2 separate regions of the Homo sapiens genome follow, and region 1 is linked to region 2. A link is a loop called in an ENCODE intact Hi-C map of the cell type or tissue named here. Cell type or tissue: K562. All regions are shown on one strand. Links, peaks and the distances in the headings refer to the core of each region. The heading gives the core; the rest is flanking DNA. Region 1 overlaps LOC105375138 (a long non-coding RNA gene). Region 2 holds the start of LOC105375138 (a long non-coding RNA gene).

Region 1 (16,285 bases), core at 2,893-10,892, 52 kb after region 2:
GTGCTTTTTTTCTAGTTCACAAAAAGTTGCCAACATTAGTCAGCAGTGATGGAAATAGCCCTTCTTATTGGCTGACTATGGAGTACTTTCCAAGAGGAAATTAGGTTACAGAATATATATAATGAAAACCCATCATTTTGAGGTGCTAAGGAACTAGGAGTGATATTTTCTTTAGCCTCTTGCTGGTTTGTGGCCATTATCCTCCTTCCATCTTGCAATATGGTTTTCATGTACAAAAATGTTTTATTTAAAATTCTGAGGCTAGGGTCTTTTTTCACAATACCACACACAACAAGCAAAAGATTGGTTGATCCAGAATTGGGGTTGATTAGAGCAATGCTAGAAGTAAAAAAGAACAAGGAAGAAAAAAAGGTATGGGATGAATATCACTGATGTCACAGAATGTAAGTTTAGACTGGAAAGGTTAAGGAAAAATAAATCATTAATAGAATGGAAGCATATAGAGGAATGGAAGAAAATGTGGTCTCAGTGAGTTGAGGTAGATAAAGCAATGGAAGGAGCAGAAGAATTGAGAACTTCCCTGCCCTAATAACTGAAACAAAAATGCCCATGAGAAGAGAAAGATGTGTGCTTGATCTCCAGCCATAAGTTTAGCCTATAGAAGCTGAAGACAGAATTATCTGTGCACAATTCTGACCAACATGAACAGGCCCAGCATTAGATTTCAAAATCTAGGCTTGCAAAATCACAGAAAGCCTCATGTGTCTCAAGAGTATCTGGGTACCAATGGCCCACCCCTGCCCCTACTTGCTAGGGAACTAGAATCAAGAATTATTAGCAACCAAAGCTGCCTTTAAGTATATGTAGAATGTCGAATAATGGCCCACCCAAAGATGTTCATCTAAATTCCCAGAATTTGTGAATATGTTATGTTATACAGCAAGGAAAAATAAGATTGAGGATAAAATGAAGGTTGCTAATCAACTGACTTTAAGATTAGAAGAGTGTCCTGGATTATTCAAGTGTGCCCAATGTAATGACAAGGGTCTTTTAAGTGAGTAAGAGGGAGGTAGAGGCCAGGTGAGAAGAGAGATTTGAAGATGACACTCTGCTGGCTTTCAAGATGAAAGTGGGCCATGAGCTGAGTAATGTGGGTAACTTCTAGAAGCTTCAAAAGATGGGGGTATAGATTCTCTCCTAAAGCTTCTGAAAAGAAAAGCAGCCTTGCCAACATCTTGGTTTTGGAATTTCAGCAGATGCAGAAATAACAATAAATGCTAGCATTTAATAAATCTACTTTAATTCATCATTTCAAGTACGTGCACTTCTCCATTTGCTAAGTGCCCAGTGGCCAACACTATCTGAAAGATGCCCAATCTGGAAATGCAGACACCAGGTGAAAAGGTTGCTATTAACCCAGATATCTTTCAAGTAAGAACTTTACCACTACCTGGTCCTCATGGAAGAAGCAGAAAGACATTCTTTCTGTAGAGAACATCTAGAGGGAATTCTAGGTATTAGGAAGGCTGAGAGCTTTATCAAAACAAGTAAAGGAACAGGAAGCAGCAAAATGGAGATGCTTCCCCAGCAGACCCTACTGTGTTGGTTGATTTTTGCTGTGGAATAAAGAGTTGCAAAATTTTATGCAACAACACATTTGTTCTACTCATGAGTTTTTGGGTCAATGGAGGTGGCTCTGCCTTGGATTGCAGGTCTCAGTCAGCTGTATAAGGCTTTTTTTTTTTTTTTTCGGGGTCTCACTCTGTCACCCAAACTGAAATGCAGTGATGCAATCACAGCTTATTGTAGTCTCAACATGCAGGCTCAAGCAACCCTCCGACCTCAGCCACCCTGAGTAGTTGGGACTACAGGCATGCACCACTATGCAAGTAACCCTCCTACCTCAGCCATCCCGAGTAGCTGGGACTACAGGCATGCACCACCGTGCCTGGCTAATTTTTGTAGTTTTTGTAGAGACAGGGTTTTGCCTTGTTGCCCAGGCTGGTCTTGAACTCCTGGGCTCAAGCAATTCGCCTGCCTCAGCCTCCTATAGTGTTGGGATTACAGGTGTGAGACTCCATGGCCAGCCCTCTGTGTAACTTTTATCCTCTTTGATCACTAGGCTTACCATGGCATGTCCCTCAAAATGATAACAGATACGCAAGATGATTAACCCCACTGTGCAAGGATATTTCAAGTGGATGAAAGTGCTAATATCCTATTGCTCAAAGCAAGTCACATGGCCAAGCCCAATGTTAAGGGATGGGGAATTTCACTCTTTCCACAAGAAAATGTGTGGATAAAGAGAGGAGTGAAGAATTGAAGCTAATAATTCAATCTACCAAAAATATTATCTGTCTTAGTCTATTTTGTGCTGCTGTAACAGAACACTTGAGACTGGGTAATTTATAAAGAATGGAAATTTATTTTCTCACATTTTTGGAGGCTAGGAAGTTTAAGATCAAGGTACCAGTAGATTATAGCCTGGTTTATCTGCTTCCAAGATGGCACCTTGAATACTGTATCCTCCAGAGGAAAGGGACACCATGTCTTCACATGAGAAGAGCAGAAGAGAGGGAAAGAGAGAGAGTGAGACAGAGAGACAGAGAGCCCACTCCCATAAGCCCTTTTTTATGGTGACATTAGTCCATTCATAAGGGTAGAACCCTTTTGATCAAACACTTCCCATTAGCCTCCACTTCCCAATACTGTTGTATTGGGGATTAAGTTTCTTACACATGCATTTTGGTGGGACACATTCAAACCATAGCACTGTCCATTGGATATCTGAACCGAATCTGCAGGGAACTTTGGTGACACAGATATTCCCAATTAGTCTCTCTAGCTGGATATTGACTTTGACATCTACCTACAGGGAAAGGACAAGCCTAGGTGGCCAAAGGGTCTACTTTAGCCTTGCAATCTAAAATGTCTTTGGAAAAACCTGACTATGGCTTCTATTTTATTTTATTTTATTTTTTTAGAGATAGGATCTTACTCTGTTGCCCAGGCTGGAGTGCAGTAGTGGGATTATGGCTCACTGCAGCCTCAAACCCTGGACTCAAGCAACCCTCCACACTCAGCTTCCTAAGTAACTAGGACTGCAGAGATACACCACCACACCCAGTTAATTTTTTAATTTTTGTAGTGGCAGGGTCCCATGTTGCAAAGGCTGGTCTTGACCTCTGTTCTCAAGGAATTGTCCTGCCCTCAATTCCCAAAGTGCTAGGATTATAGCCCTGAACCACTGTGCCCAGTTGGCCTTTATTTTAGATACATTTCCTGCCACCTTCAACCTATATTGTGTCCCGAAAGTTCTTCCTAAAAGCAAGGCCATCTATTACAATCTTATTTATCAAAGAACATTTTTGTATTTATGTACTGTCCAGCTGTCTGCACCCCAATCTTCAATTCACATGCTTTTTCCACGTAGGAGGACATTATTCCAAGTAGCCCTGCTTTGCAATGCCCGAAATACTCAGACAGAAGGGACTCTTTTTGTATACCTGCTAAGACATCATAGCTTTTGCACCTACCCAAGCCAAATGGCATTTTCCTGTGGCAATCACTGCCTTTGTTGCAGGTTGCATTCTCCCAGAAGCAGACTTTGAGAAAGCAATTAACATAAAGGAGTTTTATTTGGGAGTACTCTTTAGGTCAACAGCTATGGAAGGGAAAGGGCCAGGATAGAGCAGGGAGAGGTTGGATTATAACGTGTCAATGAACATGTCATCCAACCCCATTGGAGCTCTGAAGCTGAAAGAGCCCTTAAAGTTGTCCCAAGTTGGGATTATATAGCTAGGCCTTTATGACTCTGCATCAATCAGTCGTTGGTTAAGGAGTGTAACGTTAGACAAGAAAAGTCCTCAGCTGAAAGCAGTGAATGGAGGGCTCTCAACCAGCAGTACTCGGATATGGCTGGTGCACCACACCAGCCTATCCTATGCAAAATGGCATAGTTCCCTCCAATAAGTTCCTGTTATAACAGTTCCCTGATCCCCACTCTTCCTGGAGCCACTGACAGCTAACAGCAATAAAATATCAAGAGAAGCAAAACAACACATGGTAGGTTCAGAGGGAAAGCTGAGGGCAGCATCTCTGTAATTTTTGAGATTCGTGGATAGCCTCTCTAATTACGAATATCTCAAAATTGTGCAAAACAGAGAATACATTTGCTGGCAAGATGGCCGAATAGGAAGAGCTCTGGTCTGCAGCTCCCAGTGAGATCGACACAGAAGGCAGGTGATTTCTGCATTTCCAATTGAGGTACCCGGTTCATCTCATTGGGATTGGTTGGACAGTGGGTGCAGCCCATGTGGAGGGCAAGCAGAAGCAAGGTGGTGCGTCACCTCACCTGGGAAGCACAAGGGGTCGGGGGATTTCCCTCCCATAGCCAAGGGAAGCCATGAGGGACTGGGCTGGGAGGAACGGTGAACTCCAGCCCAGATACTGCACTTTTCCCATGGTTTTCACAACCCACAGACCAGGAGACTCCCTCCGGTTCCTAGGCCACCAGGGCCCTGGGTTTCAAGCATAAAACTGGGCAGCCATTTGGGCAGACACTGAGCTAGCTCCAGGATTTTTTTTGTTCATATCCCAGCGGCACCTGGAACCCTAGTGAGATAGAACTGTTCACTCCCCTGGAAAGGGGGCTGAAGCCAGGGAGCCGAGTGGTCTTGCCCAGTGGATCCCACCCCCACAGAGCCAGCAAGCTAAGATCCACTGGCTTGAAATTCTTGCTGCCGGCACAGCAGTCTGAGGTTGCCCTGGGATGGTAGAGCTTGGTGGTGGGAGGGGCGTCTGCCATTGCTGAGGCTTGAGTAGGCAGTTTTACCCTCACATTGTAAACAAAGCCGTCAGGAAGTTTGAACTGGGTGGAACCCACCGCAGCTCAGCAAGGCTGCTGCAGCCAGACTGCCTCTCTAGATTCCTCCTCTCTGGGCAGGGCATCTCTGAAAAAAAGACAGCAGCCCCAGTCAGGGACCTATAGATAAAACCCCATCTCCCTAGGACAGAACACCTGCGGGAAGGGGCGGCTGTGGGTGCAGCTTCATCAGACTTAAATGTCCCTGCCTGATAGCTCTGAAGAGAGCAGCAGATCTCCCAGCACAGTGTTCAAGCTCTGATAAGGGTCAGACTGCCTCCTCAAGTGTGTCCCTGACCCCCATGTATCCTGACTGGGAGACACCTCCCAGTAAAGGCTGACAGACATCTCATACAGGAGAGCTCTGGGTGGCATCTGGCAGGTGCCCCTCTGGGACAAAGCTTCCAGAGGAAGGAACAGACAGCAATCTTTGCTGTTCTGCAGCCTCTGCTGGTGATACGCAGGCAAATGGTCTGGAGTAGACCTCCAGCAAACTCTAGCAAACCTGCAGCAGAGGGGCCTGACTGTTAGAAGGAAAACTAATAAGCAGAAAGGAATAGCATCAACATCAACAAAAAGAACGTCCACTCAGAGACCTCATCCCAAGGTCACCAACATTAAAGACCAAAGGTAGACAAATCCACAAAAATGGGGAGAAACCAGCACAAAAAGGCTGAAAATTCCAAAAACCAGAGTGCCTCTTCTCCTCCAAAGGATCACAACTCCTTGCCAGCAAGGGAACAAAACTGGACAGAGAATGAGTTTGACAGATTGACAGAAGTAGGCTTCAGAAGGTGGGTAATAACAAACAACAAACTCCTTCAAGCTAAAGAGGCATGTTCTAACCCAATGCAAAGAAGCTAAGAACATTGACAAAAGGTTACATGAATTGCTAACTAGAATAACCAGTTTAAAGAAGAATATAAACGACCTGATGGAGCTGAAAAACACAGCACAAGAACTTCATGAAGCATACACAAGTATCAATAGCTGAATCAATCAAGCAGAAGAAAGTATATCAGAGATTGAAGATGAACTTAATGAAAAAAAGCGAGAAGACAAGATTAGAGAAAAAAGAATGAAAAGGAACGAACAAACCGTCCAAGAAATATGAGACTATGTGAAAAGACCAAATATACTTTTGTTTGGTGTACCTGAAAGTGATGGGGAGAATGGAACCAAGTTGGAAAACACTCTTCAGGATATTATCCAGGAGAACTTCGCCAGCCTAGCAAGACACACCAACATTAAAATTCAGGAAATACAGAGAACGCCACCAAGTTACTCCTCGAGAAGAACAACCCCAAGACACATAATTGTGAGATTCCCCAAGGTTGAAATGTAGGAAAAAATGCTAAGGGCAGCCAGAGAGAAAGGTCGGGTTACCCACAAAGGGAAGCCCATCAGACAAACAGTGGATCTCTCTGCAGAAACCCTACAAGCCAGAAGAGAGTGGGGGCCAATATTCAACATTCTTAAAGAAAAGAATTTTCAACCCAGAATTTCATATCCAGCCAAACTAAGCTTCATAAGCAAAGGAGAAATAAAATGCTTTACAGACAGACAAACGCTGAGAGATTTTATCACCACCAGGCCTGCCTTACAAGAGCTCCTGAAGGAAGCACTAAACATGGAAAGGAACAACCGGTAGTAGCCACTGCAAAAACATACCAAATTGCAAAGACTATCGACGCTATGAAGAAACTGCATTAACTAACGGGCACTAAATTAATTTGATGTTTCTTACCTTCTTGGTATACTACTAAAGGGAACTAAAGGCCTAGGGAGATTGATAAGCTGAAGTGAGTAAGTACCTGTTCAGATACTGGCTAAGTTCCTCAGAATGGTTCAGAGGATACATCTTTCATTTCAGCTTTCCAAAATACATTGGGAAAGAAAGATCTTTGTGGTAGCTGTTCTCTAAAGGTTCTAAATGAGAGGGGGAAATGCTACCTTCTAACTGGGGTCTGTGACTTCAGTGGAAGTGATGAGATCCCAGGGAGAATGCGCCAATTGCTGGCATTTGATCACAAAAGATGAGGAAGGTAGCTGGGACCACAGGTGTGTACCACCATACCTGGCTAATTTTTGTTGTTTGTTTTGTAGAGACAGGGCCTCACTTTGTTGCCCAGGCCGATCTTGAATCCCTGGCTTCAAGCAGTCCTCCCACCTGGGCCTCCCAAAGTACTGGGATTACAGGCATGAGCCACTGCACACAGCCAGATAGAGATCTTTAACATTCCACTTAATAGTTGATCATGGTATCCCTAGAACTGAAACAGGTAATTATCATATGCCTTAGTCATTCAGGCTGCTATAGCAAAATACTATATACTGGGTAGCTTACAAACAACAGAAATTTATTTTTCACATTTGTTAAGCCTTGGAAGTGCAAGATCAAGGTACCAGCAGATCTGGTGTCTGGTGAGGTCCACTTCCTCATAGACAGCACATTCTGGCCATGTCCTCACGTGGTGGAAGAGGCAAGAATCTCTCTGAAGTCTCTTTTATAAGGCCACTATTCCCATTCATGAGGGCTTGGCCCTCATGACCTAATCACTTCCCAAAGACCTCATCTCCTAAAGCCATCACCTTGGGGGTTAGGGTTTCAACAAATGAATTTGGCGGAATGTAAACATTCAGTCCATTGCACTCCATTAATGTCCTACTTGATTCACAAACAGTCTGGTGAACCGACGCCATACCTGCATTAGCACAATAAGGAATTGTGGAACCTCAACCAATTTTCAGACTTAAGATGCAAAGATTTTGAAAGAAAGGAAGACAGCGTCTCTTTGAGGATTGCTTCTATGAGACCAAATATGTACACTCTAGCCCTAGCCCTAGTTGGCGGTGTCTCAACCCAGGGCAATTTGCCCCCAAGAAGATATTTGCCAATGTCTGCAGACATTTTTGGTTGTCACGACTAGGAGCATGCTACTGACATCTAATAGATAGAATCCAGGGATACTAAATATCCTACAAAGCACAGGACAACCCCACTACAACAAAGAATTATCTTGCCTGAAATGCTGAAAGTGCTAAGGTTAAGAAATCCTGCTTTTCTCAAAAGACCTGTGACCACCGAGTTACAACAACAGAAAGTGAACCAACATCATCATACTTTGCAGTAATTCAGGAGGACCTAGACTAAAGTCACACTGGGCAATAAAAAAGTCATAACACAGATTGAAGAGTGATATGAGCTTAATGTTAATACACAGGGACAATATTCAGTCTCCCCTAGAGTTCTGCAATGTTAATTATCCAAAACATTACATAATTGCAAGAGAGATAAAGTAATCTGGATTAAAAATAGGAAGAATATAATTAACCGTATTAACAAACTGAAATAAAATGTTGTTTTAAAAAAAGTTAATCTTCTTTCATTTACCAAATCCAATCCATCCACAACTGCCATGTAAAAATCAATAACAAATCCATTCCCTTCTCCTCTCTCCTTCTTCTCTTCTACTACCTTCCCTAGTAAAGCCACCACCATCTCTCTCCTGGACAGCCTGTTTACTGTAGCTTTCTACTTCCTCCCTTGTTCCTGCATAATCTTTTTTGATATGCTGTTGCCAAGTACTCTTCTTAAAATGTCAACTACTCACAACACTCCTGAGCATCACAGAGAGTCCCAGTGAGGAGGGAAGCTACGGTGTGTGAGATGAAATTGGAATCTTTTTCCTGCCTCAAAGGAAAGCCCGGAAGTATGAGTTAAAAAAAAAACAAACAAAACACTGGCCAGGCATAGTGGCTCACGCCTGTAATCCCAGCACTTTGGGAGGCCGAGGTGGGTTGATCACCTGAGGTCAGGAGTTTGAGACCAGCCTGGCCAACATGATGAAATTCTGTCTCTACTAAAAATACAAAAATTAGCCCATTGTGGTGGTGCATGCCTGTAATCCCAGCTACGTGGGAGGCTGAGGCAAGAGAATCACTTGGACCCAGGTGGCAGAAGTTGCAGTGAGTCTAGATCATGCCACTGCACTCCAGCTTGGGCAACAGAGTGAGACACTGTCTTGAAAAAAAAAAAAAAAGAAAGAAAACATTGATGCAGTTTTGCTCTGCCTAATACAGCCTGTATGGAAGGTCTCCGTGGTCTCCTTGCTTTCATTCCTGGCCCTGCCTGCCTTCCACACCCACTCACAAATTATCCTCTGTAGCAGAGGGATCTATGCAAACCATAAATCAGGTCACTCAATATAAAACCATACCTGCAAGTACCTTCCCAAGCCAGTGCTTGATCTAAGTTGTTTCAAGTAGGGCCTAGGAATCTTATATTGTCTAATATGTCCAGGAGATTCTAACTTAGCCAAGACTGAACACCCCTGGCCTAGAGCTGTACTTCTCAAAATTTAACTTAACGGGTCTCTGAACTACACTTTCTCCTGGACAGCCTCTTTAGTAGGCTTTCTACTTCCTCTCTTGTTCCTGCATGATCTATTTTTGATATGCTGTTGCCGTTTGATATGCATGTTGTCCAGGAGACCCATTAAGGCTGAGTGGATCCCGATATGCTGCATTTCTAACAAGCTCCCAGGTGGTGCTGGTGCTGCCTCCCGAGGACTATACTCTGAGCAGCCAGAGCCTAGAAGGGAAAAACATTGCTCCCCTCTACCTAAACCACCCTTGTTCATCATTACTAGCAACTATATTTTCCACCCTTTACCCAACCTTCTGGACCTGGTAATCTGCAGCCAGCCCGCTCAAGATTGCCTGACAGGACCTTCAGGGCAGACTTTTATAGATGAAAGAATGACATAATGATGGTGCGCACTAGGAACAGATCAGAATATGTGAGAAACACTATTTTTTTCCCAGTGTACAGCAGGCTTTCTTCTGGTAAAATTAAGCAAAACTCAGCCCTGCCCTGCCCAGTTAGAGACTAGTTCATCAAGGGGGCAGGTTGAAATTTAGCCACAGTACCCTCCTATGCCTGATATGCAACTAAAAAGCAGTGACTGTCAACCTTTTAACTATCATGACCTCCCTAAGGAGCCTTTTTAGACTTTTTTTTTTCCTGATCACACCCTCCGTATAAAATGTCAATACCACAGATATACGATATATATGGTTATGAACTCTTGACCTTTGTAGGACTACAAACCATTAAATGAGACCTAAGAATTTTTGGCCGCTCCCTGTGGGCAATACAACCCTCATTGAGAATGCATGATTGAGATCCATTCGCTCATTCCAGTCAGCTAGATTCCAGGCCTGGTGTGTAGACCACATGTTTGGACACATTTCTCCAGCTTTCCCTACCAGGCCAAGTGGTGGAGAGGACACTATCTTTAGAATCACACAAATCAAGTTAAAACCAAGCCTCAGCCATTTACAAGTTGTAGGACTCTAAGCAAGAATCTTTACCTCTCTTATCCTAAGTGCCCCAACTGTTAAATGGAATTAAAATACTCACACTGAAAATTTGCTGTAAGGTGTAGAGGTGAGGTAATGTTCCTGTAAAGTATAAACTGTAGTGTCCAGGGCAGGACAGGTATTCAAGAAATAGTAGTAACTGGCCATAATTTAGTGGTGGCCCTCCACAGCTTTCTATTTCCTTTGAGATTAGATTCATTACACCTGGGCTCAGTAGCGCCTTGATGGCCCAGTACACCAGCCCAGTACAACTGCAGAGTTAGATGTCTCTCTCGTCATGCCCCAGTGCAGAAAAAAGAAAGACACACCTTCCCTAAGTATCTACCTGAGAACCAGGGCATCTTGAAGCAGTTCCGGGAGTTTGATTAAAGTGGAGTGGGGAGCTGAGAAGGATTTGTCAGCACAAGCAAAGGTACAATCTGCATCCAAGGCCACTGCTATCAGTTTGTAGCCCTGACCCAGTCTCTTCGACTCAACACTACCCTTGACGCCCATCTTCTGGATAAGAATAAGCCTAGTCAGCCTACGTCTACCACACTACACTTTATCTCAAATGCTCCTGGACAATCTGACTACAGTTCCATTTCAAGAATCATCTTTAACCTCATTTGCCACATTGGTCCTAATTTGTCTTTTGAAATACACTTCCTGCCAAACAGTACTAGCTATCTGTTAGAGAGCAAAGAGATTTTCCATTTTCTCAAACTACCCGCCACCTAGTTTATAACCTCAACCTCAGTGTTTATCCCAATTTTGCAGAGTACCATTGATATGCTTAGGCCACTCAAATCTCATCTTGAATTTTAATCCCCAAAATCCCCACATGTCAAGGGAGAGACCAGGTGGAGGTAATTGAATCACGGGGGGCAGCTTCCCCAATGCTGTTCTCCTGATACTATGTGAGTTCTCATGAAATCCAATGGGGCTCTTCCCCCTTTGCTCAACCCTTCTTCCTGCCACCTTATGAAGAAGGTGTCTTGCTTTCCCTTCACTTTCTGCTGTGATTGTGTTTCCTGAGGCTTCCCCAGCAATGCTGAACTGTGAGTCAATTATACCTCTTTCCTTTATAAACTATCCAGTCTTGGGTAGTTCTTTATAGCAATATGAAAATGGACTAATACAACTATTCAAAGCTGTCATTGAATATCTTCTCCTGTCAAGCTCCCAACCACAACAGAAAGAGTGAATCAGCTCTTGCCCTTTTTTTTAATATTCGAAAATATTTCCAAAAAATAGCCTCGTCTCTCAAAATGAAAATCTTGCCTTATACCAACTCCCTGGTCTCCACTCCTCTTGGAACCCCTTGTCATAAGCCAGTGCTTAGCCCAGTTCCCCACAAATAGAAAGCCCTAAATAAACACCTGTTGCCTGTTCCTCTATTGTCAGCACCAGAAATACCCATCTCCTAGGGAGTATCTGGCTCTGTCACCTGCAGGCTGTGTGACCTTCCTACAGGTGGCCTTGCCTCCCTGAGCCTCAACTCCTTTACCTGTCAAATGGAAGTAAAAGAACCACCTCCCAGGGCCATTTCAAGTGTTGGGACAATTAAAGAATTAGACACCTAGCAGAGAGACTGAATCCTACCCAAGACCTCTCTAGTGAGAAATTAACCCATCCTCTTTTGATGGCCTGGTAATGCTGCCTGAAACTGATGGCTTCACTGGGAGGGGAAATCATTTTCAGTCTCTTTTTTTAAATTTCAGGATGTAGCTGAGGACCAAGTTATATTGTACTACTGTACAGATTTATTACTAAGGAATTATTACTACTTTTTCCTGACTTTAACCTCTTCCCATATTAGATCCTATCATCAAAGCCAAATACTTCTTAAGATTCTACCACATAAAAAATAGAAATGATCTTGAAAACATTTAGTATTTCAACAAATAACAAAAAACCTTAGTATTTTATAGATAAATACATTTTAGCCATAACTATTATTAAGGCTTTGTCTCTTACAAAGGAGAAAGGTAAAGGCTTATAATTTCCCTATTAAGTCAGCACATAAAATGCAATTTTAACTTAAAATTCTGTTAAAAGTATATTTATTGTCATAGTTTCCAGCCCTGATTGGTCCTAAGAATCACCTGTAGAGCATCTTAAACATAAAGAGCTGTTTGGGGCCATTACAAATGTAGTACTAAGAACATCTTATATAGTACCTATCTTTTGGGGCACATATGTATGCATCTCTGTGAAGTGTATATCTGAGAATAGAATTGCTAAATCAGGATATGCATGTGATGAGCTTTCATAGATATCACCAAAGAGTTTTCCAAAATGGTTGTACAAATTAACACTCACACCAATGCAATATGAGAATCCCCATTGTTCCATATTCAATACCATTGCTTGGTATTTTATATCTTTTTAATTTTAACCACTCCAGTGGATATTTTAATTTTTATTTCCTGAGCCATAAATGAAGTTGAGCATATATTTATTGAGTATTTGCATATTTTCTCTGAGGTGTGCCAAGTATTTTTAAAATTGAGCTGTGTTTTACTGGTTAATACATAGGATTCCTGTCTATATATTCATTCCCTCTCACTGGGGTACAGGTCTTTTATTTTTTATATGTGTATTGAGAATATTTTTCTTCACATATCCCTCTCTTTAATGGTGACTTTTGTTAAATTTTGTTGTTCCTTAACTTTAATATGCTCCAATTTATCAATTGTTAACTACCTAGGTGCCCATCAACAGTGAAATGGATAAATAAATTGTGGTTTATTCAATCAATGAAATACTATAAAGCAATGAAAATGAACAAATCACAACTACCTGCAACAAATATAAGTGAATCTCATATAACATTGAGGGAAGGAAGCTAGCACAGGAGTAGATATTATTTTAATTTTTTTTTTTTTTAGTTTCAAAAACAAACAAAACTAACCCATGATGTTAGAAGTTAGGATGTTGACAACTTTCACTGGGCTGCAGTAGCTAGAAAGGGGCCCTAGTGGCTCTCTTGAGCTGCTGGTGAGAATCTGTTTCTGAATCTGGAAAGCTAGTCACTCAGTTTTGTTCAGTTTGTGAAAATCTATCTAGCTTCACATTTATAATATATGTTTATTTCAATAAAAATTTAACCAAAATAGAGGTACATATATCTGAGCCTCAACACCTGGACATCCATATTTCTTAGTGATTCAAATGGGCAGCCAGGGCAAGGACCTTCGATCAATATTCTGATCACAAATATGTGTGCAAATATAAGGACTGGAAGCCCCATTTTTTGAAAAATGTCTGTGGTTTATGGGAAACATTAAAATGGTGGGATTCTAGAGTTTCTTTTTTCTCTAACATTGTAATTTGTATTCTTACAATGTTGTTTTGTGCAATTGTGAAAATCCTGTGAATTACACTTCTCTGTGCTCTCATTTGTCAGTGTTGTCCATTTCTAGGAAGAAACATTTGCTTGCATGTCTAGAAGTGTGGCAAGAGGGAGGAGGGACAGAAGCTATGAGGAAGTGAGAAAATAAGTGCTGGCTTTCCTCCATCTTGTGCTACTCTGATTAGTCCCAGCTCACAGCCAAACATCCTCCTCTGACCAGATGTGGGGGCACAGTGGTGATGTACACTCGCCAGGAGGGCAGAGTCCAATGTTTATGGGGTTCTGCAAATTACTGGAGCAGAGTGTGGTCCCGAAGAACAGGAGAGACAGAGGAAGCTTCCAGCTACAGCTTTCTCCTCCACTTTTTCTCTGCCCTCTCATGCCCTGCTTGTCTGGCAATTTGAATGCAGACTAGACATTTCATCATTTGTTACAAGGACTTATGAAAAGGGATACGGACTCCGATGTTGTTGGGCAGATTCTAGTTTAGGCTAGAAGCTGGGGAGTAGGGGAGGAGATATAAGGGAGGAGGATGAGGTGTTAATGTTGTGTGTACTTTTGAGCCAGGAAAGAAATGTGATTCTGGGTGGTGAAGGTCTTGGCCAAATGGATCTGTTTTTCAGAGAGACAAAGAGCCCCTGTGATATTGTGAAGTATATATTTGGTATCCGTCCCCTTTCCTGGCATACAACTTTTAAAATACTTTGAATCTCCAAAGTGCTTTTTTTTTTTTCATATGCAATTGTTGACTGATAGATTGAGGATGGGACTGGCCACTAAAAAGACAAAGGCATGATCACAGGGTTGGGACTTTCAGCCCCACCCCCCAACCTTCCGGGGAGGGGAGAGAGGCTGAAGGTCAAGTTGATCACCAATGGCCAATAGTTTAATCAATCATGCCTATGTAATAAAGCCTCCATAAAAACCCAAAAGGGCAGAGTTCAGAGAGCTGAACACATGCAGGCTGACAGGAAGGTGAACCAGAATTTATTCATGTGCCAGGAAGATGGAACACCCCAACTCCACAAGGCAGAAACTCCTGTGCTTGGGACCCTTGCAGACCTCACCCTAGGTACCTCTTCTCTAGCTGCTTATTTGTATCTTTTAAAATAGGCCAGGTGTTGTGGCTCCCACCTATAATCCCAGTAACGCTTTGGAAGGCCGAGGTGGGAGGGTCATATGAGCCCAAGAGTTCGAGACCAGCCCAGCCAACATAGTAAGACTCCGTCTCTATGAAAAATAAAAGAAATTATCCAGGCATGGTGGCATGAGCCTGTAGTCTTACCTATTTGGGAGGCTGAGGCAGGAGGATCACTGGAGCCCAAGAGTTTAAGGTTACAATGAGCTATGATCATACTGCTACACTCCATCCTGGGCACATGCGCAAGACCCTGTCTTAAAAAAAAAAAAAAAGAGGAAAATCCTTTAAAATAAACCAATAAAAGGCTGGGCGCAGTGGCTCACGCCTGTAATCCCAGCACTTTGGGAGGCCGAGGCGGGTTGATCATGAGGTCAGGAGATCGAGGCCATCCTGGCTAACACGGTGAAACCCCGTCTCTACTAAAAATAGAAAAAATTAGCCAGGTGTGGTGGCGGGCACCTGTAGTCCCAGCTACTCGGGAGGCTGAGGCAGGAGAATAGCGTGAACCTGGGAGGTGGAGCTTGCAGTGAGCCGAGATCGCGCCACTGCACTCCAGCCTGGGTGACAGAGCAAGACTCCATCTCAAAATAAATAAATAAACCAATAAACAAAAGTAAGTGTTTCCTGAGTCTGGTGAGCCAATCTAGCAAATTAATTAAACCCAAAGAGGGGATTGTGAGAACCCCAACTTGAAGCCGGTCAGTCAGAAGTTCTAGAGGCCTGAACTTGCAACTGGTGCCTGAGACGGTGGAGCAATGTTGAGGACTGAGCCCTTTGCCTGTGGAATCTGACATGATCTCCAGGTAGATAGTGTTGGAACTGAACTGAAGGACACCCAGCTGGTGTCTGCTGCAGAATTGATTGCTTGTTTGCTAGGGGGGAGAAATATCCACATATTTTGGGGTCACAGAAGTCTTTTGTGTTGATGATTATTGATGTGTGGTATGAGAGCAGAGGAAAAAACACAGTTTGAGTTTTTCCCAACAGTTCCCATCCCCAGCTGCTTGATGGTTGCGAGTTTTTTGCCACTATAAATCAGGGGACTTCTGTAATCATTTACGCCTCGTTTAGGGAAAAAAATCAAATTATTGCATTGTTTGCTTCTGTATCTTATTTCCTCCTCCCTTAAACCGTTAGTTGTTTTCAAATACAAAATCCTATGTAGCCCAAAATTAGCATTTCTACACCATAAATTGATTGTATTGAATTAGCGAATAATGAGGCAAATTGGAAGAACCAGAACAACTGAAGGCAAACCTCCCAAAGCCTTACTTTTTATCGCAGACAAAGCAAATCCCTCCTTTCTTTTCTTCTGCTGTGCTTGTCACTTCTGTAGAGCTGCTATTCCAGCTGGCCTGCCCTGTTCTTGGTGATATTAGAGATCTGTAACTCACCCTAGACCACAGGTTCTCAGAGTGTGGTCCCCAGAGCAGAAGCATCATCTGGAAACTTTCAGACATGCACATTTTAAGGCCGCAGCCCAGACCTCCTGAATCAGAAACTCTGGGAATGGGGCCCAGTGCCCTGGGATTTAACAAGTGTTCTAGGTGATCCTAATGCAGTCTACAGTGGTTCTCAAACTCTATGAGTTCCTTTA
Region 2 (16,285 bases), core at 2,849-10,848:
ATCCCAGCACTTTGGGAGGCTGAGGTGGGCAGATCAGAGGTCAGGAGTTCGAGACCAACATGACCAACATGGTGAAACCCCGTCTTGTGTGCCTGTAATCCCAGCTACTCAGGAAGCTGAGGCAGGAGAATCACTTGAACCCAGAAGGCGGAGGTTGCAGTGAGCTGAGATCATGCCACTGCCCTCCAGCCTGGGCAACAGAGTGAGACTCGGTCTCAAAAAAAAAAAAAAAGTTACATTGTGGTTCCCACAGCATGATTTATCAGAAAGGAAAAACTTAAAATATGCGTATTTTCTATGCACAGGCTACTGCTATGAATTCAAATTCTTAAATTCCAAAGATTAACTAAAATGTTTCTCAAGACACATAAACTGTTAGAATCTGCTTATAATGAGGCTGAAGTTGAGTAAGAAGAGAACTGGCATTTGGGACCCTACTTTTCTTCTGTCGAGTACTGTCAAGTTTTGGTTCTGCCTGGAAGTAGATGCACCTCAAGGGAGGGTTACATGTAAAGTTGTGTGTGTGTGTGTGTGTGTGTGTGTGTGTGTGTATGGTAGTTTCCAAAGATGGGTACAACTTTCTGCAAATGCTCGTGCAGTGTAATCGAACCAATCTTTCCTTTAAGAGGTAGAGTTTATATTTCTCTACATAAATCTGGGCTGCCTATGACTTGCTTTGGCCAGTGGAATGCTGCCAAAGTGATGGTGACCAACTTCTAGCCGTGAAAGGAAAATAAACCTTGGGTCCCCAAGATCACTAAGCTAGGCTGGGCTCGGTGGCTCACACCTGTAATCCCAGCACTTTTGGGAAGCTGAGGCAGGCGGATCACCTGAGGTCAGGAGTTCCCAGCACTTTGGGAAGCTGAGGCGGGCAGATCACCTGAGGTCAGGAGTTCAAGACCAGCCTGGCCAACATGACAAAACCCCGTCTCTACTAAAATATATGAAAATTAGCCAGGCGTGGTGGCAGGCGCCTGTAATCCCAGCTACTTGGGATGCTGAGGCAGGGAAATTGCTTGAACACTGGAGTTGGAGGTTGCAGTAAGCCGAGATGGTACCACTGCACTCCAGCCTGCGCAACAGAGCGAGACTCTGTCCCCCCCAACAAAAAAAAGTTACTAAGCTAAAGAGAAAAGTCAAGCTGGGAACTGCTTAGGGGAAACCTGCCTCCCATTCTATTCAGTTACCCCTTTGCTCACTGAGATAAATGTATATCTGATTGCCTCATTTGGAGAGGCTAATCAGGAACTCAAAAGAATGCAACCATTTGTCTCTTAACTACCTATGACCTGGAAGCCCCTACCCCTTGTCTCACCATCACCTTCACCTGGACTTGTCCCGACTTTCCAGACTGAACCAATGTACATCTTACACATATTGATTGATGTCTCATGTCTCTCTAAAATGTATCAAACCAAGCTGTGTCCCCACCACCTTAGGCACATATTGTCAGGACCTCCTGAGGCTGTGTCAGGCGTGCGTCCTCAACCTTGGCAAAATAAACTTTCTCAATTAACTGAGACCTCAGATTTTTGGGGTGCATATAGTCTTAGGCCTTGAGAGCCCTCTCCTAGTTTCTATATTTTTGCCCTCTTGGATGCTGGCACCAAGCAAACCTTGGCTATCCTGCTTAAAGGGCCATTTGGAGAGGGGTTCTGCAGGGCGAGGGGCCACATGGAGGAAAACAAGTTTCCCCAGCTGACAGCCAGCACCAACTGCCAGGCACATGCATGAGGTCGTCCTGGATGTTCCACCCAGCTGGCCCTCCAGCTGCAGGTAGCCACACAAATGAGCCCCGGTTAAAACAGCCAGGAAGTCCCCATGCAACTCACAGGGTCATGAGCAATAATGACTTGAGGTGGTTTAAAGTTTCTAATTTTAGGTGCAATAGGTAACTGAAACAGCCCACAAGGGTTTGAGCCTGTGGAGGGTGCATTTCCCACCTGCTGAAGCTTCTCAATTCCCAGGATTCAATGCGGATAAGACTCTTGTTCTCAGTGTCCTTGATGGAAATGGCAATGAACTTTTTGCAGATTGGACCATCTCAGGGGAATCCCAAAGATCGGAAACTATTTTCTTTCTCAGAATCTTCCACACAACATTGAGCCTTAGGAATTTCTAAGAAGGATCTGGAATGAAAAAAAATCTTTTGAAAAGGTATTTGTATAGCTTCACTTCAGCAAGATTCATGGTGGGTGTTAGACTAAGTGCTGGTGTTAAGCCAAACCATGTTTTTCAAAGACTCATCTGGCCTCAAGGTTGGCAGGATCAGAGTGGCCTCCCAGGATCTACCACATCCTCAAAAGAGTTGGTTCAACTGGCATGTACCCAGATCTCTTTGAGCTAGTATGATACTCCCTTGAGTCAAAGGCTGCCACATCACATCTCCTTTAAGTCTCCCTAAGTACGACCCCAGAAGTATTGACAAAATAGTGCTATTCCTGAAGATTTCAGGAGGACATAAATGAAGAGATTAAACTGCAAGGTACCAAAACTTCCATCTTTGCTAAAGACCCTCATCCAGGCTGGGCACGGTGACTCACGCCTGTAATCCCAGCGCTTTGGGAGGCCAAGGCGGGCGGATCACCTGAGGTCGGGAGTTCAAGACCAGCCTGACCAACATGGAGAAACCCCATCTCTATGAAAAATACACAATTAGCCGGGCGTGGTGGCACATGCCTGTAATCCCAGCTACTAGGGAGGCTGAGGAAGGAGAATCGCTTGAACCTGGGAGGCGTAGGTTGCAGTGAGCTGAGATCGTGCCATTGCACTCCAGCCTGGGCAACAAGAGTAAAACTCCATCTCAAAAACAAACAAAAAGCCCTTATCCAATGGTCATGCCACTCTATCTGGCCATGTAATTTCTCCTCCTGGCTTTCTGTAGCAACAGCCTTCTGAGGAACCTCACTCTGCCTTTCAAAACCCCTTCAACTTGTACCCTTCATCAGCAAAGTACTTAGCTCAACATGTATGCGTCTGGGGGAACTCATCCACATGCTATTTAAGGATATTTCCAGCAACATCATCTTCACTACCCCAGGATGGCATTTTAGAGTGGATTACGTGCCTGCCGGATGTGTTGTAGTTGAACGAGTTAGAGAAAATGCCACACTTTGAGACGAATTAAGAGTCTGTTCATTTAGCCGGTGGCTAAGAAATGGCTAACATTTAAAGTTCTCTCGGCCTCGAAGAAGGGGCTAGATTTTCTTTTATACTTTGGTTTAGAAAGGGGAGGGGGATTTTTTACAAAAGTAGGAATTTTACAGAAGTAGACAAAAAAGTTAAAAGGATAAATTGTTACAGGAAAGTAAACAGTTCTAGGTCTAGGGGCTTTTAGACTATTATGAGGTGACAGATGCGGGGCTTTGGGCGTTATCAATTGGACGAATTCCTGGGAACTGCGGATATTGCTCGCCACAGTATCTTATCAGTTAATTGCATTCTTGGATGTGCTGGGAGTCAGCTTGCACAAGTTAAGTCCTTGAGGAAGGGGCTGCCAGTGAAAGAGCCAAGATGGAGTCTGTCTGGCTCTCTTAGCTAAGGGAGAGTCAGTTCAGGTTGAAACAAGGCTAGGTGATTAAAAGAAAGGGAGAGTCTAAGAACAGGGTTAGTAAAAACAAGGTTGGGCATTACATTCCTCACTTGTGTTTTTGGGGAGTCAAATCGTTGATTCTTCAGTTATAACAAGGGGGTTATATTGAGTCTTAAGATACATAAGTTTGACAGAAGCTATGCGTTGTTTTACAAAATTAAGAAACTAATTTAATATACAAGGTCCAAAAATTAGACTTAATACTAGGATGGGGAGGGGGTCTGGCTAACTTAGTAATTAGAATAGTTAGCTCTGGGTTCTAGTTGAACATGCTTTGATACTAGCGGATGTTATTTTCTTGTTCTTGTTGGCGCTTATCTAGATTTTCTTGCACTTTCTGGAGTGTATCTTTTATGACTAAGAATGGTGGAGGAACAGTTAAATCAACTTTGTCAGGGTGTTTCTGGAACATAGGGTTACTTAGATCAGTTAAAGGCCTGATTGACTTGGGTGGGCTTTATGAGACTATGGTTTTTTTGGATGGTGAACATAGACTTAACATTAAATCCTGGGATGTAAAATCTTAATCTTCATGACATGCCATGATACTATTGAGTTGAGTTAAGGTCATGGACAGTTACAGTAAGAGGATTACAATTTTTTCTAGTACATAATTTAGGATGAGAAGCAGGACTTATGGAAAGAGTTGAAGATCTGGTTGATCTTTTAGAGTAGGTGGCTAAAGTTACACATGTCTAATCAGGACAGGAAAACTGATAAGTATCTTGACAGCTAGCATCAGGGTGATTTCTAGGACAGAGGTAAAAGTCAATATTTTGGAGTCTTTTTTCTGCACTTTTGGAGCTTCTACACTTAGTTTGGCTCTTGGAGTGTCTGAATCTTGCTGAAAGGTCGACCCTTGCTGCTCCTGGGACTGGCAGATTGTGTTGCTTTTCATGGGTATGGGCTGGCTTTGGGAAAAGTACAAATAAGTCAACTGCAAAGGAGACTTCCTTGGAGGTACTGGCCTTCTAAGTGGTGTTTGCAAATACAAGTCCTGTTGTGAAAGAGGTGAGGAGAAAGGAGTAGGAAGGCACAGAGGACGTAAAGGGCAAAAACAAATAAGTGAGGCAGATAAAAAGAATGAATCTAATGGGTTCACCTGACTTAGGTGCAGTTTTAAGGGGCCTAACTTAGGCCTGGGGACTTATGTTTTTAGTTGGGCTCTGTTGGCCTTTTTGATGCGGGAGTGATGAATGTAAGCAGGAATGCCGTCTACTTTCAGAGCCATTGGCGTTGTGAGGATGACGGTGTGAGGTCTTTTCTAAGCAGGAGTGAGTCTTTCTTTCTGGAAATTTTTAACAAACACTAGGTCTCATGGCTGGAACGAATGGCTGGACTTTGGTCAGGAATTGGATTGGGATGGGCTCCTGGAACAAGTGGCAGGATAATATCTTGTACCTGTTGGAGAGACTATAGGTACTGTAATAAATTATTTTGTGATATTTCTGCTAATTTGGCATCTCTTAGCTTAGGCAAGATAGGGGGTTCCTTCTTATACATGATTTCAAAAGGTGAGAAACTAGCCTGGTAAGGGGTGCACCTTACTTTAAGTAGGGCTAAAGGAAGGAGACTTACTTAATTTACACTTTTTTTTAAGATTAATTTTGTAAGAGTGTTTTTTAGGGTGTGGTTCTTGCGTTCTACTTGCCTGGAACTCTGGGGTTGATAGGCACAATGGAGCTTCTGTTGAATGTTTAAGGCCTTACTGACTGACTGAGCTATAGGCGAGGTGAAGGTTGGTCTATTATCAGACTTTATGGCAGCAGGCAGCCTATATTGAGGGATGATTTCATTGAGTAAAAATTTAACTACTGTGTTGGTGGTTTCGTTTTCGGTAGCAAATGCCTTAGTCTATCTGGAGAAGGTGTCTACCAGTACTAGAAGGTATTTGTACTTAGCCTGGTGTGGTTTGACTTCTCTAAAGTCAATTTCTTACTTTTTTCTTGGTGAGTTTTTTCAGAGACAGTGGCCTGGGCTGGGTTTAGGACTTTGTTTGGCATTTACTTGGGCGCAGGTTGTGCACTGGAGAGCTGCTTAATCTGTTAGGCTTTGAAGATGGGGGATCTTAAAATGGCTCTGGAGGAGCTAAGGTAGATTTGCTCTTCTTAAATGGGTGGTAGACTGTAGGTAACTGATTAAAGTTTCTTTAAGAGTTCAGGGTATGAAGATTCTAAAGTCTGGAAGAATCTACTAACTTTCCTGATTTTTATTGGCTCTGAGATCCGAAGCCAGTTTTTTTTGTTGTTGTTGTTGTTGAGTATACGGGATTGTCAGGCAGATCTGGCTGTGGAAAGGAGACTGTGGGCAGCAAGTTTAGAGGCGTGACTGAAAGTCGCGCTGAGACCTGAGCTGCTGAATCACGTTTCTGGTTACTATGGGCAACGGGTGTGTTTTCTTTTTGATGTCCTTTGCAGTGGATCACAGCTACCTGCTGAGGTGAGTAGCCTGCTTTCCTGGTAGATGGCTTTACGTACATACACAGTAGCAAAGGCGTACTTGCTGTCAGTGTAAATGTTAATACGTTTATTCTTACTTTATCAGAGAGCCTGAGTGAGGGCTATCAATTCAGCCTTTTGGGCTGAGGTGTTCGCTGGTAAAGCTTGAGCTTACAACACATGTGTCTCCGTGGTAACAGCTGCACTGACTTTTCATACTTCCTGCTTGAGGAAGCTGCTACTGTCTCTGAACACGGCGGTACCTGCCTTTTCTAGGGGCACACCTTGAAGATCACATCGGCCAGTTTCGATAGTTTCTAACAGTTCTTGACAGTCATGAGCAGGAATAGTGGAGTCTGAGTCAGGAAGTACTGTAGCTGGATTTAAACACTTTGTGGGAGAGAAAGTCAAACGAGGCTGATCTAACAGTAAACTTCGATACTGCAAGATGCGAGCATTTGACATCTATTTGCCAGAAGCACTTCGTAGTAAGGTCTTTATGGCGTGAGGAGCTGTAAGGGTTAAATTTTGGCTTAGAGTTAATTTATCGTCTTCTTGGGCCAGGCTTGCTGTAGCCGCTACGGCTCGCAGACAACTTGGCCATCTAGAGGCCACAGGATCTAGCCTCTTAGACAAATAGGCCACTGGGCGTCTTTAGGGTCTTAGAGTCTGAGTAAACACGTTTTTAGCAACTCCTTGGCTTTTATGGAGATATTAGGGAGGGCTAAAGCAGGGGCTTCAGTTAATGCTAAATTAACGGGCTATTTCATTCTGTACTTCTTGGATAGCTGCCACTAAGATTTTTGTTTGTCTTTTGAATGCTTTATCAGCGGCCTTTTCAGCTGCCAGTGTAGCTTGTTTTTGTTTTTTAAACTTTTGATTGTCAAAAACTTCTTGGGCTATTTCTAAAAGCTGACTGATATTTATTCTAGCAAATCTTTTTAGTTTTTGGAGTTTCTTTTTAATATCTGGGGCTGCCAGAGCCACAAATGCTAAATGAAGAGCACGGCTATTTTCGGGAGCTGCCGGGTCAAAAGGGATGTAAATCCAATAAGCCTCCTGGAGGCGCTCTAAAAACGTTCTTGGTGACTTATCGGGCCTTTGGACAACTTCGCTTGTCTTAGACAAGTTTATGGGTTTCTGAGCGGCTCTTTTAATACTTGCGAGGAGATACCGGTGAAAATCACCTAAAGCTCCCTTTCTACTTGAGGAATTTGGGTGCTGGTTAGGCCGGGTAGAGGGAAAGACCTCCTCAAGGGGGTCTCTAGCTTCTTCTTCCGGTCCGTTGGCTGATGTGAGGAAGTACTTTTTGGCTTCTTTTTGGATACGTTCTTTCTTTTCAGAGGTGAAAAGGGTTAAAAGGAGCTGTCGGCAATCATCTTAGGTGGGCGGGTGAGTCTGGAGTACAGACTCTGTCAGAGAGGTCAAAGCCTGGGGCTTTTCAGAGAAGGGAGGATTATGGGTTTTCGAATTACATAAGTCAGAAGTAGAAAAAGGGACATAAACTAAGAAGGGTGCTGAGCGCTCATCACCTGGAGGGACTTGTGCCTCTCTCAGTGGTAGGAGAGGGGCTACTTCTTCCTGCCACGGTCATGATTGAGAGGCAATGGGTGGCGAGCCTACAGGGGACGTCGTCGAGCAGACATGGGATAACTTTAAGGGAGAAGGTTGGTAGTAAGGCGGTGGGACTGGGTGAGGGAGACTCCCCTCTTCTTCAGAGGGAGGCAGTACAGGGGGAGCTGAACCGGCTGAGGGTCGAGGCGAAAACGTGGTCTGGCTTAGGAGGACCTTGGAGGTAGAATTATGAATGGCGCATGAACGGAGCCATGGAGAGTGGATCCTGACTAAACTTAGCTCTTGATCAATGTAGGGAAACTGATCAGGGTGGCTAGGAGTTTCAGTAACAACCTGCCACACAGCTTGAACAATTGTGAGGTTCAATGACCCTTCAGGGGGCCACTTGACTTTAAACTTTGGCCATTTTATTTTGCAGAGTGTCTAGAGCTTGCCTTTTTTAAGGCGGACTTTATAATCTGAGAAACTGAGAGGAAAATTCTGCAGCATACATTGGAGAGGGCTTTAACTTTACAAGGCTGGGAGGAAGTGTTTCTTTTTTTTTTTTTTGAAGGCAATTTAATAAGATTTGAGCATAGATATTAAACTTAGCATGGACAGAGAAACTTATTTCTTGGGGGACTGGAGTAGTGAAAGAACAGAATCAATATGACTAGAAAGAGCAGAAAAACTTACAACAGCTAATACTACTTGCTACATTGCTGTAGCTTTAAGACTGAGGGAGGAGGACTAGAGCCAGCCTGAGATCTTCTGGGTCAGTTTGATCTAGGCGTTCTTCTTCTTCTTCTAGATCTGCACTTTAAATACTTTTGGTGTCTTTATAACTTAAACGCAAATAGCTTAAACTTAGCTTTTTCTCTTAAGGGTTTAAGGAGTGAGAGCAGAGCCAAGTCCTGGAGACGGTAAACTTGCTGTGGCACCGGAAAACGAGATGTGCGGGATACGGGGCAGGGACAAGGTGGAAAAGGACTACTCGGATCATTTTTAAGATGGAAGAGTAGCCACAGAGGAACAGAGTAAGAATCTCAATGAAGTAAAGCAGTACGGGCGTACATTTCTTTACACAGTGCTCTATTTCAGGGCACAGGAAAAGTTACAGAATGACAAGAGAGGTGAGCAAGGAAATCTGCAGGGTGGCTGTTTTGAACTCATTACTGGTTTAGTTTAGAGGACGTCTAATCACTTGGACGTGGAGTATGATGATCTAAATACTTAACAACTTTCTTGGTGCTAGAAATCTTAATCAGGCGAATATTTTTCACACTTGTTCTTGTAACAACACTTGACTTGCTTCTGGCAGAAAAGACAGGACTGTGGTGGCCAGCCTAAAAGATTGATGAGAAATTTAACCTCCTGTGACAAAAAATCAGCACTAAGGACTTTGAAGAAGTTTTTACTTAGAGGTCTTGGGCAATACCAACGTCTTGACATGCAAAACTTTGACAACTACTAACAAGACAATAGACGCTGAACAGAACAATCAATATAAAACAAACAGTTGACTTTAGGGCATGTAAACAGTTATGACAGTTTTTCCTTTTTTTTTTTTTTTTTTAGACAGACAAGGGGAGGGTTTCCTGTGATGGGATCAGTCAGATGCCTGCCTGGCCACTCCCCTTGAGGGGACTTGGGCTCCTCTTAGCATTGGCAGGCCGGTATAAACTTCCGGCTCAGATCAAGGTACGCCTGATGCTGCCTTAAGCCTTATGAGGTCGCCACGGAACCGCAGGTGAGGGCCCACTTGAACTCCGTAGCTTTCGCCGTGGAGCTACAAACTGGAGGACAAGCGCAAACCCTTGTCCTCCCTCATTCATTCATTATTCACACAGAGTATATAACAGTTTTTTTTTTTTCTTTCTTGGAGATTCTTCAAGAAACTTGAACAAGAGAAAGATGAGAGATACAAAAAGAGAGAGAGAGAGTGACCGGTCTGCCAGAAACCAGGACTCAGTCCTCCAGCATCCTGGGATGTGGACTGAGTCAAGGGAGGGCCCCTGTCAGGGCCACTTCCCTCCTAGAAAGAGACACAGAGGAGCCTAACAGAAAACCAGGGCTCTACCTTCTAGCGTCCTAGAGAAACAGGCAGAGTCAAAAGAGGGACACCCTCATCAGGGCCGCTTCCCTCTTACTAGAACTGAAGTCAAATCTGACCTACCTGACCTCAGGGTCAGAAGTCGAGGACTCAGAGGTGGAATTTTTATGGGCACCCACAAGGTAGTCGATCCGCTCTCCTCTGGAAGACGGTCACCTTTCGAGGACCTGAAAATTTTTTTGTAGGTGGCACCCCGCAACAAGCCGGCCGTCCTTCCGGGGGAGCCCGGAGCGAGCCCGGTTCTCGCCTCGTGGCGTTTCTCGCTGGGGCCTCCAAATGTTGTACTTGAATGAGTTAGAGAAAATGCCACACTTTCACATGAATTAAGAGTCTGCTTATTTAGCTGGAGGTCAAGAAATGGCTAACTCTTAAAGTTCTCTTGGCCCTGAAGAAGGGGCTAGATTTTCTTTTATACTTCAGTTTAGAAAGGGGAAATGGGTCTAGTTAAAAGAATTTTACAGAAGTAAAGTAGGCAAAAAAGTTAAAAGGATAAATTGTTACAGGAAAGTAAACAGTTCTAGGTCTAAGGGCTTTAAGACTATTACAAAGTGATAGACATGGGGCTTTAGGCATTATCAATCGGACAAATTCCTGGGAACTGCGGATATTGCTTGCCCCACAGTATCTTATCAGTTAATTGCATTCTTAGATCTGCTAAGAGTCAGCTTACACAAGTTAAGTCCTTGAGGAAGGGGCTGCCAGTGAAAAAGCCAAGATAAAAGCTGTCCCCAGTGTTAGAGGTGGGGCCTGGTGGGAAGAGATTGGATCATGGGGGTGGATTTCTCATGAATGATTTAGTGTCATCCTTTTGGTCCTGTCCTTGCAATAGTGAGTGAGTTCCGGCAAGATCGGGTTGTTTACGAGTGTGTAGCACCTCCCTCCTTACTCTCTTGCTCCCGCTTCACCTTCTGCCATCATTGTAAGTTTCCTGAGGCCTCCACAGAAGCTCAGCAGATGTCAGTGTCATGCTCCCTGTATAGCCTACAAAACTGTGAGCCAATTAAACCTCTTTTCTTTATATATTACCCAGCCTCAGGTATTTCTTTATAGCATGAGAGAACAGCCAAATCCAGCAGCCATAGACAATATGCAGCAAATGTGCATGGCTGTGTTTCAGTAAAACTTTATTGACAAACACATGTGCAAGCAGGTCAGATTTGGCCCATGGGCCATAGTGTCCCAACCTCTGCTCTGGAATATTCTCTTCAGCCTGGACGGACATCTCTAGGTTGTTGTTGTTTTTTTTGTTTGTTTGTTTTGAGACAAAGTCTCACTGTTGCCCAGGCTGGAGTGCAGTGGTGCAATCTTTGCTCACCGCAACCTCTGCCTCCTGGGTTCAAGCAATTCTACTGCCTCAGCCTCCCAAGTAGCTGGGATTAGAGGCACCTGCCACCACACCTGGCTAATTCTTGTATTTTTTAATAGAAATAGGGTTTCACCATGTTGGCCAGGCTGGTCTCAAACTCCTGACATCAGGTGATCCACCCACCTCAGCCTCCCAAAATGCTGGGATTACAGGTGCCCACCACCACACCTGGCTAATTTTTGTATTTTTAGTAGAGATGTGATTTCACTCTGTTGTCCAGGCTGGTCTCGAACTCCTGATATCAAGTGATCCAGCTGCCTCAGCCTCCCAAAGTGCTGGGATTACACGTGTGAGCCACTGCAGCTGCCCTCTAGATTTTTTTTTTTTTTTGACCATTGCTTATTTGGTTTGACTTTCATTTTCTTCCCCATTGTGGTAGTCATTTTCTGAATGCCTGTTAGTTTGTCCATCTCTCTCCTCTGTAGTCCCTAGAGTCAGATGAACTCCTCTGCAGGTGCAATGGTGTAACACTCTCTAGTGCTGAATTTTGAGCAGGAGAAAGAGAGCAAGAGTGACCAGTACCTTTGGAAACTCTGCCCTCCTGAGAATTTGGTGTCTTCTCTGCAAATGTTGCAAACCTGTTAACCCACAGGCTGGAGAGAGAGACAAGCCAGAATCATGATCTGTTGAGCTTCAGTTTAATATTTGATGCACAGAGATCACTGAGTTTTTTTATAAGAATTAGAGGGGGAAGAAATGGCCACAGAGAGCAATTTCTATCTCCAGGTGAGGATTCAGGAGATAATTCTGCGAACAGAACTTCCTGAGAACTGAGATGGGGGAAATCGCTGGTATTAGAAGAGTGAAAAGTTCAGTAATTAAGGCTACGACTGTGCTCTTAGAGGCAAAAGAAGAAAATGAGACTGCCAGGCATGAATAATGAGAAATCTTTGATGGAATTAGCCATGCAGAACAGATACTAAATGCATCCTCATTCTTCTCATAGTCAAAAGTTTTTGCTTAAGCTGGATAGGAAAAAGAGCATCCCATTTCACTAAGTATAAAAGAGGGGATTTTAGAGAAGGTCTCAGAAGAAAGAGATGTGGGGGTTTGGTGAAACTCACCAGAGGCTGGACCCTCTCCAGCATAACACAGGGATTGGGAGGAGCGGGGCGGCATTAGGCCAGGTGCATAGCCCAGTGCTGCTATCTCTGGACTTTCTGCTCTCTCTGGACTTGTTTACTAGCTGAGCTTATCCATTTACATAATTTTCAGTGCCATTTCTCAGCTGATGAGTCCTGAACTTTTGTCCTGAGGCTAGAATTCTCCTTGAAACAGCAGTCTTAAACACTCAACTTCTTTCTTGTTTTTTCCACTTGTCAACTCATGAACACCTCAACCTTGTTACATCCAAAGCCAAACTCATGGCTTGGTGTGGTAGGTGATGGCTGTAATCCCAGTGCTATGGGAGGCTGAGGTGGGAGGATTACTTGAGGCCAGGAGTTTGAAGCCAGCCTGGAAAACACAGTGAGACTCCCTATCTACAAAAAAAAAAAAAAAAACAACAAAAACAAAAAGCTAGGCATGGTGATGTGCATCTGTAGGATCTGTAGTCCTGCTACATGGCAGGCTGAGGCAGGAGGATCAATTGAGCCCAGGAGTTTGAGGCTGCAAAGAGCTATGATGGCACCAATGCACTCCAGCCTGGGTGACACAGCCAGAGACCCTGTCTTAAAAAAAACCCAAAGCCAAACTCTCTTTTTCCTCCTCCTTCTCCATGGGCTCTGTCCATGCCATCTCTCTTCTGTAAATGGCACCACCCCCTGCTGAGCTGCTCAAGGTGGTCATAACTCATGTGTTGTGCTAACTCTGCTTTTGCCCTCTTCTCCAGTCAGCAAGTCCTGTGATTCTAAACTTTATCCAACTTGTCCACTCTCTCTAGCTTCACTGTCATTATCTTTGCCTAGGACACCAGTATCTCAGCTGGGCTACAGCAGCAGCCTCCTAACTGGTCTTAACTGGTACTCTGCACCTGCTCTCCATGCTCAGCAATCCATTTCCTACCTGGCAGCTTCAGTGATCTTAAGGTGTCCATTGAGTCTCATCCCTGCCTTTCCTGCCCATGGTACATAGAATAAAATCGAGACCCCGAGTCTTCTGCCTGTTCCTGCCACCTCTCCAGCCCTCTCCTATCTCCTGCCCTTGGCCTACTCTATTTCAGCCACTATGGCCTCCTTTTGTTTTCTTGGACTTTCAAACCTTTTTCCACAACAGGGCCTTTGCACTTGCTGCTTCAGCCTGGAATGATTTTCCTCTGCACCTCCCCAGATTAGACCATCCTTTAGGTCTCAGCTAAAATGGTGCTTCCACAGACAGCTCTTTCCTGACCCCTTTATAAAGTGGACTTCCCTGCTCTTCTCCACCTTAACCTCTTATTGTTTCTTGTTGTGGGAAGTCAGGGACCCCAAATGGAGAGGGACTGGCTGGAGCCATGGCAGAGGAACATAAATGGTGAAGATTTCATGGACATTTATCAGTTCCCAAATAATACTTTTATAATTTCTTATGCCTGTCTTTAGTCTCTTAATTCTGTTATATTCATAAGCTAAGGATGTACATCACCGCAGGACCACTGTGATAATTGTGTTAACTGTACAAATTGATTGTAAAACATGTGTGTTTCAACAATATGAAATCAGTGCACCTTGAAAAAGAAGAGAACAGCAATTTTTAGGGAACAAAGGAAGACAACCATAAGGTCTGACTGCCTGCAGGGTTGGGCAAAAAGAGCCATATGTTTCTTCTTGCAGAGAGTCTATAAACGGATATGCAGGTAGGAGAGATATCACTAAATTCTTTTCCTAGCAAGGAATATTAATAGTAATACCCTGGGAAAGGAATGAATTCCTGGGGGAAGGTCTATAAATGGCTGCTCTGGGAATGTCTGTCTTATGCGGTTAAGATAAGGACTGAGATACACCCTGGTCTCCTGCAGTACCCAAAGGCTTACTAGGGTGGAGAAAAACTCCGCCCTGATATATCTGTGGTCAGACTGGTTCTCTGCTCTTGAACCCTGTTTTCTGTTGTTTAAGATGTTTATCAAGACAATACATGCGTGAATGAACATAGACCCTTATCAGTGGTTCTGCTTTTGTCCTTTGCTTTGTGATCTTTGCTGGACACTTCTCAGTAGTTCTGCTTTTGCCCTTTGTCCTGTTCCCTCAGAAGCACGTGATCTTTGTTAGACCCTTAGTAGTAGTTCTGCTTTGTACCATTTGAAGCATGTGACCTTTGTACCTATTCCCCATTCTTACACCCCCTCCCCTTTTGAAGCCCTTAATAAAAACTTGCTCATCTGAGACTCAGGGGGCATCATGGTCCTACTGATGTGTAATGTCACCCCCAGCAGCCCAGCTGTAAAATTCCTTTCTTTGTAGTGTCTCTCTTTATTTCTCAGCTGCCTGACACTTATAGAAAATAGAAAGAACCTACATTGAAATATTGGGGGCAGGTTCCACCTATACTTCTTTCATGGATTTACTTATTTTTTGTTTGTCCCCCTGTGTATCCTAGAAACTCCTGGAGGGCAGAGGCATGCCTGCCATCTTCATCATTGCATTACCACCACCCAACACTATTGGGGGACCTGCCCCGATAATCATGTAGGTTCTTTTCTACTTTCCTAAGCGTCAACTGGCTTGAGAAATAAAAGGACAGAGTACAAAAGAGAGAAATTTTAAAGCTGGGCGTCCGGGGGAGACATCACACATTGGTAGGATCCGTGATGCCCCACAAGCCACAAAAACCAGCAAGTTTTTATTAGGGAGTTTCAAAAGGGGAGGCAGTATACGAATAGGTGTGGGTGACAGACATCAAGTACTTAACAGGATAATAGAATATCACAAGGCAAGTGGAGACAGGGCGAGACCACAGGACATTTAGCCCCCCAGCTCTCTTACCTCAAAGCTTGTCTCCTGAAGGCCACAGCTTCTGTCAACTGACCCTTTCCACACCTCCTTTTCTTCAGATTCCAGGAACTGCTCCCTATCCAGCTACTCTATCACAATGCTACTTGCTTTCTCACTCTAGGATCTGTTAAAACAAAAAGTGAGTCTGGGTGCATGGTTCACGCCTGTAATTCCAGCACTTTGGGAGGCCAAGGCAAGAGGGTGGCTTGAGGCCAGGAGTTCAAGACCAGCCTGCTCAACATAGTGAGATTCTCCCCCCACTCCCATCTCTGGTCTCACACACATACACATGGGCACAAATTAAATTTTATCTAAAAATTTAAAAATTGTTTTAAAATTGAAATAGTTACATGGATTATGTATATATTCATTTTGTAAAACTATAGATCTCATGGAAATGGGAACTCTTTACTCTTCCAGCAAAACATTTTTTTAGCCACAAATAAAAGAAGACCAGTGATTTAGCCTGTACACACAAAAAAGACATAAGAAAATACTGCTAAGGCTGGGGCAGGGGTGGGGGAAAGAGATCTAAAAAATTCAAATTTTACTGGGAAGGACCACTAATTAGAATCAGAATAATTACTGTTTTAAAGCATTTAAGAATAGAGCACAATGAACCCCGGGAAGAAATAGATATGATTCAGAGTCGAGCTCACAGAGCAGATGGTACCTCAGCTGAGACTGATAGAATAACATTAATAAGGGCATTCACTGCCATTTATTATCTCCTAACTGCAATGCATTTTGTATAAGTTATTTGTACTCTTCACATCAACCATGGAAAATAATAATTATTCTTATCTTTTGACGTTAAGGAAGTGGTAAGTGGTGTAAGAAGATAAATTAACATGCCAACACCAAACAGCTCAAGTTCGATAACTCAGGAGTGCCCGTGTCTCCCCAAGAGGTTGCTTAGCAGGCAGACCAGGTAGAGAGAGCCCTTCCAAGAAGTGGCAGTGAGATGTGAAACGTCTCAGTGTGTCTCTAAGAACAACAGAAACCAGTACGTAGACCAAGTGGGAAAAGCCAAGGAAGAGGCAGGAATTTCCTCTTAAGATAGCAAGAAGAATAAACAAGAGCAGGACTGAGGGAAGCCATGGGAAATGGGCAAAATACCATGCATTAAGCGAGAAAAAACAACTTTTACTTTAGAATAGGAAAGGGGGAAGGAATGGTGGTAGTCTAGGTAAGCCTAGAAGAGTAAAGGGCAGCAGAGAAAAAATTAGTTGTACTAGGGTTCTCCAGAGGGACAGAATCAATTGGATACATGTATATGAAAAAGGGAGTTTATTAGAGAGAATCGGTTCACAG

The links. Hi-C counts contacts between places; a loop is a spot of excess contacts. Peaks named below come from ENCODE experiments on the same cell type or tissue, not always from the same donor. Only the 100,000 strongest peaks of a DNase experiment are listed, where the experiment ranks them.
Region 1: it touches region 2 in a loop (2.4-fold over the local background); 2 of 110 quality-filtered maps call a loop at or near these places.

Annotation. Positions count from the first base shown.
Region 1 is chr7:7,037,699-7,053,983 of GRCh38, forward strand. The region is part of intron 1 of LOC105375138 (a long non-coding RNA gene); the gene reads left to right. Among named protein-coding and RNA genes, the nearest start is that of MIR3683, 21 kb to the right of the region's middle. RefSeq lists enhancers at 4,117-4,617, 4,618-5,118. In K562, for the core only: no CTCF peak of the experiment used is centred there; no DNase peak of the experiment used is centred there.
Region 2 is chr7:6,985,282-7,001,566 of GRCh38, forward strand. It overlaps LOC105375138 (a long non-coding RNA gene), which reads left to right and starts at 4,960. Exons shown (of 5, transcript XR_927009.3): 1 at 4,960-5,011. LOC107986763 (a long non-coding RNA gene) reads right to left here and starts at 2,302. Exons shown (of 3, transcript XR_001745073.1): 1 at 1,944-2,302. LOC124901585 (a long non-coding RNA gene) reads right to left here. Exons shown (of 2, transcript XR_007060204.1): 2 at 16,247-16,285. RefSeq lists a silencer at 6,006-6,192. In K562, for the core only: a CTCF peak has its summit at 7,086; a DNase peak (open chromatin) is centred at 6,002.